Linked DNA regions of Mus musculus: region 2 is linked to region 1. The links are chromatin loops, found by intact Hi-C in ENCODE. Cell type or tissue: heart. All regions are shown on one strand.

Evidence for each region. Hi-C counts contacts between places; a loop is a spot of excess contacts. Peaks named below come from ENCODE experiments on the same cell type or tissue, not always from the same donor. Only the 100,000 strongest peaks of a DNase experiment are listed, where the experiment ranks them.
Region 2: a loop joins it to region 1, with 9 times the contacts of the local background. A loop is called at or near these places in 8 of 42 quality-filtered maps.

The regions. Positions count from the first base shown.
Region 1 is chr5:33,390,984-33,398,983 of GRCm38, forward strand. It overlaps Uvssa (UV stimulated scaffold protein A), which reads left to right. Exons shown (of 14, transcript NM_001081101.2): 6 at 761-873; 7 at 1,073-1,201. Among named protein-coding and RNA genes, the nearest start is that of Uvssa, 16 kb to the left of the region's middle. In heart, a CTCF peak has its summit at 3,015 (motif pointing right); a DNase peak (open chromatin) is centred at 3,018; H3K27me3 peaks cover 485 bases.
Region 2 is chr5:33,538,763-33,546,762 of GRCm38, forward strand. No RefSeq gene overlaps it. Among named protein-coding and RNA genes, the nearest start is that of Fam53a, 87 kb to the right of the region's middle. In heart, CTCF peaks have their summits at 3,300 (motif pointing right) and 4,797 (motif pointing left); no DNase peak of the experiment used is centred here; H3K27ac peaks cover 262 bases; H3K27me3 peaks cover 5,065 bases.

The DNA of each region.
Region 1 (8,000 bases):
GTGGGATATGGTTGAAAGGGCCTGGAGCTCTCCAGATTCCACAGCTTCAAGTTTGTGTCTCTGAGGCACTGCACCTTGCCTCGTACTCATCCAGGTGCTAGAGAGGTCCTTTCTAGAGGCCCTGCCTAGCAGGGCTTGTGAAAGAAATGAAGGACCTGTCAAGGAAAGGCAGAATGGCAGGGGTCACTGAGACCCTGGGACTAAGGTGAGGGCAGTCCTGAGAGAAGAGGCAAGAGAAGGCGGCTCTGCGAGATCTAGCCCTCTGGGTGGGAAGCCATGTCTGCATGGAGCCAGAATGATTGAGATTAAAGACTGTTTTCTCTCAGTGTCTGAGACCAGCTAGGAGTCACGTTTCCAGTGGGTTTAATGGCCTCTGCTATGTGTCCAGCCTCAGCATCCCTCTGTGACTTTCTGTCTTAGTTTGGGTTTTACTGCTATGAAGAAACACCATGACCAAGGCAATTCTTATAAAGGACAACATTTAATTGGGGCTGAGTTACAGGTTCAGAAGTTCAGTCCATTGCCATCAAGGCAGGAGGCACAGCAGCATCCAGGCAAGCATGGAGCTGGAGGAGCTTAGAGTTCTACATCTTGATCCAAAGGCAGATAAGAGAAGACTGGCTTCCAGGCAGCTTGAAGGAGGGTCTCCAAGCCTACCCCCACAATGACACACTTCCTCCAACTAGGCCATACCTCCTAATAGTGCCACTCCCTGGGCTGAGCATATTCAAACCACGATACTTACTTTGCCTTGTTTTAGATGGTCTGAAGGTTCAGGAGAATGAAGACAACCTTGCTGTGCTCCATGCTGCTCGGGACTCGCTCAAACTCATCCAGAACAAGTTTCTGCCAACTGTGTGCTCCTGGGTCCAGGTGAGGCAGGGCATTCGGCCTGCAGCAGTGAACTTGGGCTGAAAGCCCAGGCAAGGCAAGGCTGTGGAAGGCAAGAACACTGTCCTGGGTGGGAATGAGCATTCTCCCTCTCCCTGGCACCCTGTCTCTTCCTACAGGAAGGGGCATGGGCTGTCTGGGGACTGTCCGGAACCATTGTGAGTCATTCTTTGTTTTACAGCGGTTTACCCGTGCAGGGACCTACAGTGCACATTTAAAACAGGCCATTGACCTGAAAATGGAACTGGAACTTGCCCTGAAGAAGTATGAAGAACTGAACATTGAGCCTGGGAGAGGACAGAGGAGCAGGGTGAGTTCAGTTCATGGAGCTGAGGCTGAAAGGTCCCAGGACTCTCCACTCGGCCATTTGAACAGTCAGGCGTCATCAGATTCAGAGGATTCTGGCTTTTTCCTTACTAAGTTCTGTGATGGGAGTTTCAGATCAGCCTCTCCCAAGAGAGGACCCATCTGCTCTTCTTGGCTTGGGATTCTGTCCTGTCCCTCAGCAAGTCTTCCCATGAAGTCATTCATGCCATGGTCGCTACATTCCTGCTGTTGGTGTCTGTTCAGCCAAGGATACTTTGAAAGTACTGAAAACCCATGTGTCAAGGGCTCCTCCCGAGACCCCCAAAGAATCAGGCTGTGTTAAATAGGTGGGGACTTCTGGGGAGTTGCTAGCAAATAGGGACTCGTGTCTTTGGGCAGGTCGGGCAAAATAAAACCTACAGAGTGCTCAGGAGCAGTCAGAGATGAGCATGAACACCGTGCACTTTGGGTGGAGACCTGAAGACTGCCTGTCTGTTAGGCCAGGTTGTTTGTGAGCAACAACAGGGTACTCTCATGATTCAGGGGGCTGGCAAGGTACTGTATCTCCCCAAGTGAGGATCTGGAGTTAAAATAGATCAGAGAGGGATACATGGGTCCTTTTGCTGAGGCTAGAGAGATGGGAGTCCAGGCAGGGCCAGAGAGAGGTGAAGAGGTGTAGGCATGTGTTCTGGGTGCCAGTTGTGAGCAAAGACACAGTCCTGTAGTGACCTCGGGGTCACAGAGGCCGTCCATGCGAGGTACGCTGGAACTGGCTGGAAGGCAGAGTACATTGCTGCGCCTGGAGGAGGCGCTGCCCTCGGAGGAGTAGGAGTAGAGCGCCTGTATCTGGGCTACATGGGACTGGCATTCTGCATAGGTGACCACAGAGCTGAGGGGATGGCTGGTCTTAGGGGAGTTGGGTCTTGGGATTTAGTTGAAAGACACAAAACTGTCACAGTCCAGCCTCTCTGTGTCACCCAATTCTTTCCAGAACTCCAAGCTCATCATCATCCCATGTTTCTCTCAGCTCTCAGTTTCTCTCAGTTTTAACGTGTGTGTGTGTGTGTGTGTGTGTGTGTGTGTGTGTGTGTGTGTGTGTGTGTTCTCTCCTTGTACCATGTAGGTCCAGGGACAGGACTCAAGTCCTTAGCAAGTGCCTTTTCCTGCTGAGACATCTCACTGGCTCCTCTCAGCTGGTTTACAGAGAAAACAGACATCAGAGCTGCCACATCCCCATGGACTCCTGTTCTGAACCCAAATCCCAAACCTGAACTGTGAGCTTAGTCCCTGACCTTGCCTTAGTGCAGAGATTTTCAACATGTGGGTTGCGACCATTTGAGGGGTCAAATGGCCCTTTCACAGGGGTCACATATCAGATATCCTGCATATCAGATATTTACATTATGATTCATAAGAATAGCAACATTACAGAAGTGAAGTAGTAAGGAAACAACTTTTTGGTTGGGGTCACCACAACACAAGGAACTGTAAATGGCAGCATTAGGAAGGCTGAGAAGCACTGCCTTAGAGGTTAGTGGTTCAACTGACCTGGGCAGTCTGACTTATAAATTCTATTTTGGAAAGTAGCTTTGAGGTGGACTTAACTCTGTCTTTACTGAGGGAAAGATCGGATTTGAAGCCATCCATTGCTCCAGCCTAAAATCAAGAACACTCCATGTCTAGCACCATGTTGACCAGTCTGTGGCAGCCAGTAGGTACATTGAAGATACAGTTCAGGTGCTGGAGCCAGAGGACACAGGAGGGAGCTCTTGACTTTTGCAGCTGTTTGATGGTCCCAGCTTTGCAGAGGTCGTGTGTGATGTGGGCCAGCAGAGGGCGACCTCGCTCCTCTTTCAGTCAGCCAACGTGCTTGAGTTTATGGCAATCATGGGAATACAGTGCCATAATTGAGGCTGTCTGGCAGTGTGTGGTATGTGTCGTTAACAGCTTATGAGAGTTACATTTTGTTATGTTACCTAGCTAAGTCAACTTTATTAATTTTGAGCAATATATTTACAGCGGAGAACATTTCTATAGCCACGAGGAAAGTGACAACTCTGGCCCTCACTGCAGCTGTCAGGAAGAGTTTGTTTTCTCTCTAAACTCAGTGTCCGTAGTCATCAGCGATCAGTTTGGCCAAGGCTGCGCCATATGGGGCTACCTTTCAGGGTGACCTAACAACCAGCCTGTGACGTGAGGCCACGTCACTATTATGTTGTGTACCCCATTTCCTCCCTGAAGAACTCATTCTGTGGGACAGTCACCTTGCTAGAGGGCCTTGGCAGTGTAGGAACATCCCTGGATAGCTCGTACTCCAGGGAGTGACCACAGAGCTCTGAATACTCTTGGGTAGTACAGAAGGGTTTTGCCAGGCCTAGGTATTGCTAGCCTGCATTTCCTTACTGGGACCAACAGCAGTGTTGGGGCTGGCAGGACTGCAAGCCCTAAGGGTCTTAGCAACCTGGCTGTTCTCCTTGCCTTGCAGCTTTGTCAGGAAGGTAAAGCTGGGTGGTGGTGTGTGCTGTTGCCTTACCCTCGTCTCTTATCTCCATATTTCCTGACTGCTGAGTGGTTGGCTGCTAGAGGAGACCTGGGCAGTCTTCTTCTGACCTACAGGGCACTCATGAGGCCTTTGTGGGTGATGGTGAAGACATGCAACCTCCTGGGTCAGGGTTCTGCGTTTAGTTCAGCCAGCTTCAGGGGCAGCAGCTTGCATTCCCAGAGCCCAGGTCAAAAAAAATCCATGTTGTGTGCTTATACCGCAATGTATGGTAACAGCCATGCATTCAAGGCAGCTGAGTGGAAACTGGATCTGGATATAGAAGCTTGTCTTCCCAATTACTTGAAAGGCTGAGGCAGGAGGATCATTACTTCAAGACCAGCCTTAGTTATAGAGTGATTTGAAGGACTGACTAGGCAATTTAGCAAGCCCTTGTTTCAAAATACAAAGAGTCCTGGGGATTTAGCTCAGTGGTAGAGTGCAGCTTAGCATGTTTGAGGCACTAGGTTTAATCCCTAGTATTACACCAAAAAGAGACTAAGTAGCTTGCCCTGACTCCTCTTAGCTGTCCTAATCCAGCTGCAGTCCTAGATTTCTGTTGTGGCGTAAGGGGTATTGGGCTCATAGTAAGTCATCACTGGTCATAGCATGACTATGTCAGTACTTTGGCTGCCAGGACTGAGGGCAGTTTCACTGGCCATCTCCTAACTCCCATGAGACACAGGCATGAGAGTGGAGACCCAGCACTGTAACACTGTGAATGCAGTTTTTCTGTGGTACACAGTGGGCATTCAGGTTGATGTGATACCCAGGGTCTGTCCTCTTTCCACTGTCCACTCAGTGGCTGCTAGCCTGTTCCTACCCAGATTAGTACCCCTTGTGCATCTCAGCAGATAGATGGCAGCCTCACAGCTGAAGCCTGGCTACTTCCATTTGTGCCTGCAGGACCTGCTGTGAAGGCAGGCCCTTCACGGTGTTATGGGAGTCCTCTGGTCACATACATAGGTCAGCACATTAGCCCAGGCCTGAGAAGGTGGTAGCCCTTGGATTGATGATGCCCTCCGTCCCTTCAGTAGGAAGGCAGGTATTGCTCAGCGCTGCTGTCAGTTGAATGGACACTTCCCAGACCTGTCTCTACAAACTGATTTTTAACGAAAGGCACTGTTCTGAAGTCCTTGGAGATTTTGCTTGCCGCAGCTGGAGAGCGAGTGAGTCGCTGTCTGTAGATGAAGTGATTGGCGGCTCCCGGTCTGTGAGTGGCAGCGCCCAGGCTCAGGTGAGCAGTGCTTCTCAGAATAGATACAGCAACTGCCTATCTGCACATCGCCCGCCCTTCCTGCAGCTGGTGGGCAGCTCCTTGCAAGGTTGCTGCACCACAGTGTCTTGTGGGGGAAGGGCATGGAGAGGGCTAATGAATGTCTATGTTAATTAGAGCTGTTTTAATTAGAAATCATGATGAGGTGTTCACTAATTTCCAAATAAAATTTACGGAGGGTTGAAATCATTTCCTAGTGTTTCCCCATTTAGCACGGGATTGGCATCGTTAACTCCTCATGTAGAACAGGCTGAGCGAGGAACACTAATTCAATAATGCATGATTTAAACATTTTAGAACTTCTAACAAATGTGTGAGATTGAAACAAATACAGTAATGCCAGTCATAAACAGCAGGTGAGACTTGGTATGGGTGCAGGCTGTCTTTGGAAGGCTGGGTGGGGACAGGCTGCGCTGGTCCAGCCTGTTCCCCCCTGGCATCCATGGAGTCCAGCCCCTTTGAATGTTGCTATTTGTTTCTGTGCAGTATTGCTTTCCTTTTGACACAGATGGTCTGTCTTCAGAAATACTTAAACCAGTTTAAACACGTCTAAGCATTTGCCTTACAGAGTGTGCTCCCTTCAGCTCAGTTTGAAGGCAGGCTGGGGATAAATCTCGAGCGGATCAATGTGCAGGGCCATTTGGTCGAGTTGGTTTCCACTGCTCTGTTACAGAAGAGCTGTAGTAATCCATGGCGGCCTCATTATTTACACTGATAAAAATCCTTTGAAAACTTTTAAATTGCCTGCCTTTTCATTATGTAGCTCTGATCATGGTTAGCTTGTATTGTGTAATTAACAAAATACGAATTCTCACCAAGTGGTGCTCAGAGCGGTGACTTCAGACATCGGCAAGTCTGACTTGTCAGCAGCTGGTCTTCCTTCCTGGACTGTTGGTCTACTTGTTCATGTGATTATAAATGCATCTTTGTGCAAGTCAGTCTCGTGGGCCATGTGGCAGCCACCCTGATGGATCCATGGTCTCATCTTCGCTCTCTTGCAGCAGTGGGAATCCGTCTGTTTGGTGCACGCTGTGCAGCGTTGCTTGTTTTCTGGGTTGGGTGCTCGCCAGCCTGCCTTTCAGATCAGTCTCACTCCCAGGCTTATGGGTGCTACACTGGGAGCTCCCCAGGCCCAGATCCTCCCCTGCAGGAAGGCTAAGTTAAGAAGGCTCCCTGGGCTCTGCAGGATTTGCTTCTTGTAGGTGAAAAGGACAGAAGCAGAAAACCCAGGGAATGAAATGTTGAACCGTCAGGCACACTCGGGGAAAGCAGGGAAACTAAATCAGCCTGCGGGACCTTGTGCAGCAGCAGGGCCCGTAAACAGCCTCCTCCTCAGGGCTATGCTCCCTCCATCACACTGAAGGCCAAGCACGCCCAACAGCAGAGAGTTGGGAGGGGTTTGAACACAAGTTCTTATGAGATCAGCTCACAAGGATGGCAGAAAACAGCTCAGCAGCCTCTGGACCAGCCTATACCCTCCCACCCTCCACTGTATGAATCTAGTCTTGGTTTCCCTGGCTCCAGTGTCCAGCCCAATCATTTGTCTTTCCGGAATGAGCTAGCTCTCAACACCTTCTCACATGTTACCTCTTTACTCTAGGAGTACCCCTATTAGATTATTTCCTCCATTTTACAGTTGAGAAACCAGTCCAAGGATGTATGAGTCCTGGCCCCTCCTGAAGCCCTAGATGGAGAGGATGCCTGATGAACATGGCCCAGTATCTTTGAGGCAGGCCACACAGCATAGCATGGCCTCATGTTTCCAGAGGCTAGCCACCTGCTCTCACCTGAGGTGGGAACCAAGGCACAGAGAGGGACCTGCTCTAATCCTAGAAGGAAGCTGTTAGTTGTAGGCCCAAACAAGAGAGGATATTCTTCTCTCTTGTGTGGTTGGCCTTCTCTGCAAACTCCTAGGAAGAATGCTTAGTGCTTTCACATTTCATTGGATGTTAAAGTGTGGAGTTCACATAACCTCATTCATGATAACTCTCCCTGCCTCTGATCATTCACACAGCCTTGTCATTGAGAGCATGTATATATGGTCCCCAGAACAGGCTAGTTACATTAGAAAACCCAGAGCACCTTGCCGGTGGCCACCTAGGCTACCAGCCCTCAGTTTGATTGACAGCATCTGACTCCCTAGCTGTCTTGCTAACTTTTTGTTTGGATCTAGCTGAGAATTCTAGCCTTAGCCTTGCTCCGGAAATGGACTTCTAGGCATATGTGTCCAGGTTTCTTGCCTCATACTATGTAGTAGGCTAACCTCAACCCTTGGGCCCCACTTCTAGGAAGTTCTCTGACAGTGGGGTTCTTCGTCAAACTGAATTCTCAAGGGTAGGTTTTTGTGGACTGTTCTAGGAGGAGATTAGGAGAGAGAGGAGGAGGAGGAGAAATGCCTGCCCCTGTGTGTCCTGCAATGCTGTTTGTTGTGAAATCTTTCTTGTGAGTATGGTCTTTACACGTTGAGAGATGGTCATTCCAGAAAATGATGTTTTGCTCCAGCCTAGTTTTTTGGACTTGAGTGTATGCTCTGGTGCCCTGCTTGCATCTGGGCAGGTTTGACTCAGTGCTGGCCCTTCTGGCCACCAGGTGCCTGTTCTGTGTTATCACGTGGTCAGCACCACAACGCCCTCTGTCCTCTGAAGGTGCGTCCCTGGCAGCCGAGATGCACATGAGATATTGGCCTGGCCGGGCAATTTGCACGCCCTTCCAGGGAGGGCATTAGCATATAAATAGCAGATGCAATGACGGCCATCACAGCTGAGCACGTTTAATTTTTAGTTTATAAGATAGAATGGGTTTTTAAATGCATAGCCATCAAGCCGCTGAAAGACAAATGCAGTTTGGAACTCACTTGTCTGACGAGGCCTTACATCATTTTTTTTTTAAAAGGGAAATAGACACACATAAAACTGAACAAAAGTGATTTCTTGGGTGAAAAGTAATTGAGATTGCGCACCAAGTTAATTAGATCGCACAAAATTTATT
Region 2 (8,000 bases), 150 kb after region 1:
CCTGAGTGCCATTTGGGCTTGTCTAGTATTTGTGTCCCACCAAGGACAGCACTGAGTCAGTGGCTTCAAGTGCTTTGCAGGCAGCAGCCACACCACTCAGTGCTCTAAGGTTCACCACACAGCACTGAGCCCACTTCATGAGCCCTGGGGTGTTTCTTGGTTTCTGCTGTGAAGAGGCCCAGGACTATTTTCACCCAGAGATGGCCTCTAGACCCACTTGCCTCCCTCTTCTCTGACCCTGCAGGACAGGCGTTGAGCCCAACCTGTCCCAGACCCTCTCCTAAGATCCTGGGGTCGTGGACCCCAGGGGTGCAGTGAGTCTAGGCTGCTCTGCCAAGGAGCCAGAGATGATCTGGACAGAATGCTAATAAGCTGCCCAGCCCTTTGTCTACAGTGGCCACCATCCCTATTTCCCTCTGTGACAACACTCTTGGCAGAGAGGTTAAAAAACGAGTGAGAGGCAGGTGACAGGTGTAATCACCACAGAGCCTGCAAAATAACAACCCAACAAAGTGAGATCAGGGGCATCTCAGGCAAGAAAGGGTGCGGCTGCAGGTTCTATCTGTTCGGTCAAGGGCAATGGTGCAGTCCACCCCTGAGCACAGAAAGCCAGCTGGCTCCTAAGAAGAGGAATGTTCAGAAGGAGGTACTGGGATAGCTGGGTATATTTAGACAGGTGCTATGTGGGCTTGGGGCTATCCCTGACCCAGAGAATGGCCTTTCGGTCTCTGCACTATTGCATCTCTTCCTGCCCCAGGCAGGAAAGCAAAGAGGTGGGACAAAGACAACACACACACAAACATACATACACACACATACACACCCCTCCCCAATATCCCAAACAGTGGAGTAGGTAGGCATGAGGAAGCTGACCCGGGGATTCAGATGCAAGGGAGAAGGAGGGAAGAGAACACAAAAGGATAGGAGGGCCTCTGCAGGGAGAACTGGAGACTATCATCCATCAGTGTCCTGGGGCCTTGGGGTCTTCCCTGAAAACAGGCCCCATGCATATACAGATAGAAGGATATCTCATGCTTACAACTGAGTCTGAGCTAGGCTACCCTGATCTGTCACCTGTCCCAAAGCCAGCCAGGTGGCCCTTGGGTTCCAAGGGACCAATCTCCCTTAGGGCTAGAGTATATTAAGAGATGAGGTTGGAGCAAGATGGCAACTAAGGCCAACCCAAGAAAAAAGAGGATGGTGAGATCCGAAAGCAGGTCTGTTTAGGCCCCTCACGCCCCCCTGTAGTCCTGCTGTCCAAAGGGCGATGAGCCCCTGGGCGTGGCTACGAGCTCCCTCCCGGGCTGGTAACCGCTGCAGCATCATCCCACACCGCAAGCCTCGGCTCCACCTTAAATGGGTCTGATCAGCGCTGCACCGGTGAGCACATGCTAATATTGGCTCCAATAAAGAGCAAATCAGGACCCAAGTCGACTCGTCTTATCGCACAGTCAGAACTGATGGCTTCAGAAGTCATAAAGATCCCATTTAATCTCGCGCCTATCTATCACACGGCCGCCTTCATCCTCTTTGTGCCGGGGTAATATGTGCTCATTACGAAAGCAAAACAGATCTGGCATGAATAAACGCGGGATGAAGTGCTCACTCGCAACGTGACAGCATGATCAGTGGCGGCAGTAATCGCAGAGAATCGAGGGCTAAATTATTCCATAACCGTGATTTGAGGGGACAGCCCAGAGCACCCCATAGCTGCCTGCGGCACCATGACGTGTCCTGATAAAACATCCTTCCCAATTTACGGGGCCGCGCTTGACTAATCTGCCGCGGCGCGCACACTGTCTAATCATGCCATCAGCACGAGAAGGGGCTCAATTGGGACTCAAGTGGAAGGAGGCTGGAGAGCCACCCTCAATTGAAATTACATTTGTAAATGAGGCAGAGTTTTCTGTTCAGAGTGTGAATGTTACGGTAAATCTGCTGGAGGAGACAGCAGAGGCCTTAGGCTGATAGGGGACTGGAGGGGTGAGGGGACGCTGCAGGGGTGGGCAGGCCGCTACAGGTTCCCAGGGTGGGGGGACAGGGGAGGGTTAAGGACACTGTTACTGAGAGATGATGGCACCGTGGTCACAGGGGTGGATGCCAGGTCTGGTTTGCTAAAATAGAACCAGTTCTATCAGGAACCAAGGGTTGGCAGTGGGAAGGCCATAGGATAAATGAATGAGTGCCATGTTCTTCTCTGCCTTCCAGGGAAGGCCCAGCCAGCCCCCTTCTGAGTCTCTGTCCTGGCTACCTCCTTCCATCACCCTGTTGGTCAGTACATGTGTCTCTCCGGTCCCTGTGACTAAGGTAGTATGGTGGGGGCCCATCCACTCTCAGAGGCCGGTCTGGGTTGCTGAGGTTGGAGTCAGGAAGGGACTGGGCTCTGCTTGGTACAATGGGCCACATGCTCCAGGACCTTGGCATCTACCAAGGTCCAAGGGAACTCCCTGGAGATACTCAGTAAGAGGGTGAAGAGGAGGGAAAGCCTTAGCCCTAGAGGAGGCCATGACCACAGTGTTTAGATCCCAAGCTAAAGGGACCTTTGTGCCTGGACCCCTACTCCCCAGATGATGGGCAGAGCTTACACAGTGAATGGGGACCCTGTTTGCCAGACAGGGTGTTGTGTGGCAAAACCTTCCCTGAGAAGACACAAACACAGGTCTACACACCCCAGATGGGAAACCCATGACAGGCCATGGTACGATTACCACTCAAGTCCAATTTGGTGACCCAGTGAGTCTTATCACTTACAGAAATAAAGGTGGGGATTGCTTCCAAGTGCAGAAATGACCCAGAGATGACTACATCCTCAAAGCCAACCTCAGCATGGGACCACAAAGCTAGAACCTGAGCACACACTGCCCAGCCGGCAGGTAGCTCAACAGGTCGAGGATGTCCTTTCCAGGTGCCTCAGTTGGTCTAAACCTCTTCCAGGCAGCTCAGCGGGTTTGTGCGGCCTCCGGGCAGCTGGCCTGGTCTCAGAGTCTTCTTTGCAGCTCAGCATCCTTACTCTCCTAGGGAGGGATCTCTTGAATCTGATAAATTTCTGGGACTTCCTGAAGATATTTTAGGTTGTTTACCTTACTTTTTAAAGGGTTTCCCTGCAGGATGGAAGGGAGGAAAAATGTTAACACAACATTTAGTCTGGGCTGAGGGGTGAATATTGGGCTTCTGAGTTTGTTCTGGTCATATGCTATGTCCTTCTGGCTTAGGAGGTGGTTGGTGATGGTACCCTGGTTAGCTGATGGTGGCCTGGAAGTCCCAGAGGCCAGCACTGGCTGTGCCACCACATGGCCTGCAGAGGGCTCCCACTGCCTTGTCTGGCTGCCTTTGAGGCTGGCCAGACTGGCCCCCACAGCCAGCTAGGTAAGGTGGCTCAGGCCTCCTCACAGACCTTTATGTAAATCAAGGCCTAATTAGCCCATCCGGCATTGGTGTAGAATATCATTTTTTAATTACCGGCCCTGGGCAGGTTTGGCTGCTGCCTGTTGTGGGGCCAATTACCATAAATCCCCCGGTAACAATTAACAATGCTGGAGCCGGGGCGCGTAGCCAGTGTTATAATTGTGCTCGCTCTTGTTAATTGGCCTATCTGACTCTTTACTTTTTATGCCGCTCATCTGCTCATTACCGCAGCCATTTAATTCAATTAGCACCTTAATTAGAGGAACAGCCTTGTCCAATGTCGGGGCCTTGTCAGGGAGCCGGCCTGATGAGCAGAGACAAACACACCAGGCAGCACAGGGAGGCAGCACAGGGAACTGGGGGGCTGAAGGCTGCCCAGGGGGGGTACAGCTAGCCTTCCCCTTAGCCACTCTTGGGTACTAGAAGCCACCTTGGCATCCCTGCTCCTACCCGCCATGATCATAGCTCTACCCCTGAGCACTTCCACCCACCCAGGACATTCCACTGCATTGTGACCTTCGGGCACCCACAAATCTGCCCACACCCTCCATGTCTCTAGAGACACCAAGCCCCTGGACACCACCCCCAACTGAAAGGGCCCCCAGTGGTTTTGTTTTGTGCCAGTCTATTGAAGCCGCCATCGCCTGCCTATTAATTCTCCTAATTAGAATTAAATGAAGCATGCTAAATTGCTAGATTAACCAATAATTAAGCAGCCAACACACTAAAACTGCACACCCATGTGGCCAGCACCCCTCTGTCTCCCATGCCAGAGCCAGGGGTGGGGGTGGGTAACCATCAGAAGAGGCAGGTGGTGGTCTGAGGGCTACAGCTCCTGTGAGTGTGTATGCACAAGTGTGACTGAGTGTGTGGACAGATGTGGAAGGGAGCCCAATGTAGAAGCCCCACAGAAGCATGTGGGGCAGGAGGTGGGGTCCTGATGCAGTGTCTGGGGACCTAAGGACCTGTTTGAGGACACAGGCTCTAGAGGCACATAGACAGGGCCTCTAGGAAAACCTGAAGTGGTACTTTGGGGCAGACCAGGACCCTCCTGTTGCCAGGTGGCACTGCCACAGAGCTGCCAGGCCCCGGTTGCAAAGCTCAGACACAGCGGGAAGTCCCCAGCATCACTCCAGGAAGGAAAGGACAGCAGAGGGGAAGAAAAGCAACTATAAGGTTGCCCCTCAAGGAAATGCTAGCCCAGGAGCTTCTATCTTCATGGTCACCCTACCTCATCCAGTTTCAGCCGCTATGCCTGCCTCTGCCCTGCCTCCCTGCCACCCTGCCTTATGTGCCCATCAAGGTTCATCGTCACTGTCTACAGCCCCCAAAGCTTGTCAAAGCTAGCCAGTGGCTCACACAGTGCCACGTCTGTAGGGAGCCCCCTGGTGGCCAGTCTGGGCCCTGCTCAGCACCACACATGCCCTTGAGGAGGGTTCTCAAGAGCACTGTGTGACCCTCATCACCTTGTCTGCCACAGGAGCCAGGCACCCATCCAGGGTAAGGGATTCGAGCTAGTACCTCAGTCATCACAGAGGAGTGCAGTGTAGAGCCTTCAGCCTGCACGGTGAGATGCTCAGCCAGCATGGAGGAATGTACTCTGTACTCAAGCCAGTGTCAGGAGAAGGAGGTTTATACTCAAATCCGAACTGAGTGTTCTCAGTAATGTGCCATCTTTGAGACCATGGCTGACTGCCCAACCTTGGACCACCTTAGTTTCCCACACCTTATAAGGGGCAGCATCTCTAAGAGTCACTGTGAGGATTGTTTTGACATAGGTGGCCAATCACCTTGCATGGGATAGACTAAATGAACAACACATAAGAGTGATGTCCACATGGCCCCAAGATGCCTCCTGTTGCCACAGGAACAAGCTGAGACAGGGTCAGACAGGGGAGTCTCTGAAACTCCTTGTGTCCCCAGATCATGGTTTTACTGCCACCTGTGATTAGATATGATTCTGGGGAGGGGACACTCAGAGATCATTCAGGGCAGAGTCTTGGCTTCCTGCAAGGGCTTGGCCCCCACCCTGTGTGGCGGGGCCATCCATCCCCACAGCCCATCACATCAGGGCCTCGAGGCTGTAAACTTCCTCATAACAGCCGCTCCTGCAGCTGGAAGATATTGACTCTGAGGAGAAACAATGGCACGAATAAAATAAAAATAAAAAAGTTAATTATCCTTTGTGTTTGTAATTTAATTAAAGATGCAGTAAAGTTTTACTGTTTTTCCAGGTGATGATGTTTAGAGCTCCGAAAAGCTATTTGTGCTGGTGAGATTAAAGTGCATTTTAAAATGTTCCTCGAGTACTTTCACATTTGTTGATAGATTTTTAAATTAAACTTTAAATTGTAATCTAAATTACCTCCAACAATTCATGGCCCCTGTAATGAACTCCCACTGTTCCCGCTGTCATCCTCCGATGATGGACTGTGAATGGGGCTCCAGCCGCTTGCGCCTGAGGAACTGAAGCCAAATCAAACCCTCAGACGCCACACGCCAGACCAGGCAGGAGGGCAATCGCCCTGGCAAGGACCTCTGGGACACAGCTATTTGTTCTGGGACTGAGGAGACATCGGTCCCTGCCCTGGGGACCCCAGTCCCACAGCCTTATGCAAGGGTCTGAGCAGGGAGAACATGCATCTAACTAGAGACACCAGAAGCCTCCGGAGGCCAGAGGAGGACCACAGAGCTGGGAAGGCAGCTCAGAGCCAGAACCTGAGGCCAGGGTGACAGGGTGGCAGCACATCTCCACAGGGCAGACAACACTCCTGACAGCACATGGCCTCCACTCTAGGCGTCATCCTGCCCAGAGCAGGGTCAGCAAGGCAGGGTTCAGTCCAGAGTGTAACAGCCCTGCTCCTCCCAGGAGAAGTGGGAAAAAAAACGATCAAAATAAATTATGTATTGAAATTTCTCCAAACATTTTGCTAATTGTCTTTTTCCATTTCAGCTTGAGTTTTCTTCTAGTCCTGTGCATCGTTGCTGTGACTGACCAAGACAGGTTGAAGGCAGCTCGGGGGAGTTCAATCTCCTCAGCCAGCCAAGGAAAGGAAGAAAGGGTCAAGAAAGCCACTACATTCTGTTGCATGTGACCCTATACTGTCCACTGCAGTGACCTACTCTATGAGCCAGTGAGGCAGGAGAGAAGGCACCATGACACAAGGCTCCCAGCCATCACCTCCTTGGAAGGTGATGTGGTACTCAGCATGCAGGACTGAGGAGTCAGAATTTACACAGCTAGTCCCATTGCCAAGTCTCAGCCATGCACATCACCACAACTTGAATAACAGTCAACAGGTAGAGGCTCCTCCACCACAGCCAAGCAAGCAAGCAGGACATTCATACATGAACTGCCCAGGAGGCTTCTCTGATGCTTAGCCATAAAGATCAGAAGCTGTGCCCTGGCAGAGACTCCCTTGGGAGGCTGGTATTGGCTTCAGAGAACACCCTCAGCCAGGGCTATGCCCTAGGAATACCCACTGGCAAGTGTATGCTCATACTGAAAGGCCATAACTGGTGGGTGGGGTCAGCTGCAGAGTCATCCCAGCCAGGACCTCAAGACAACCTGAGCTTTGCCAAGACCTCTCACAGCTCAGCTCCTGCTACCCTTGTTCCCAAGCAGCTGTCAATCTAAAGCAGCATCCTGAAGACACATCCCTAGTTTCGTTGGTCCACTTCTCAGAATCACTAAGATCCAAACCTGGTGACAGGAGAAGCCATGGCTAAGACGGACTTCCCGGGAGTGCTGCTGGAACCCCACCTGTGATTCAGAGAGGCTAGGATACTCTTTGTCCATTACACAAGTGGGAGCAAGTCTGCAGTGAAGGAAAATTGAGGAGCTACCATGGGGAGAGACACTTTTGATAAGCCAGACAAACACATATGACACCCCCAGGGACCTCCAAGGATGTTGCTCAATCTGCATTACCAGAACAAGCCAACAGTGGGTGTGGTCTGGGGGCAAAGTCCTGCCCAGCTTTAAGCCATGGTCAAATGTAGGCTGTGGGCTGCGGGGAGGTGGTTCCAGGGTGTATCCATTACTTTTCTTATTGCTGAAAGGTTGTTCCTGACAGATGGGAAGTCAGGGGAGAAAGGATTGACCCCAGGTTGCAGTTTCTAGGATGTAGTCCATTGAGAGTAGGCATGGTGACTGGAGTGGGATGTAGCAGTGCCTTCATACATGACACTAACCAGAGAGCATAGAGCTCAGATCAGAATAAGAAATAGCTATTACCTTCAAAGCCTGTCCCCAATTATCTATTTCCTTCAAGCAAAGGCTCCACAACTTTCAGACTGGAGCACAGCTAGAGACCAAACATTCAGACACATGAGCCTATGGCAGACAGTTCAAACCCAAGCCATCACAAGAGGAAGAGACTTCTATGGCCTGATTCCATCCCTTCACCAAAGGATATATACCTCTCACTCAGCAAACCACACTCTGAGAGAGGGGCAAACACTTCAAAGACCAATCGACAAAAGGCCCAGGTAGATCGTGACCACATTCAGGGCAGGAGCAACTGTGGTCCAGGTAAGACACATGTCTATCTTGTGGTGGAAACTGGGATTTGCAATCCATCTCTGTGAGGACA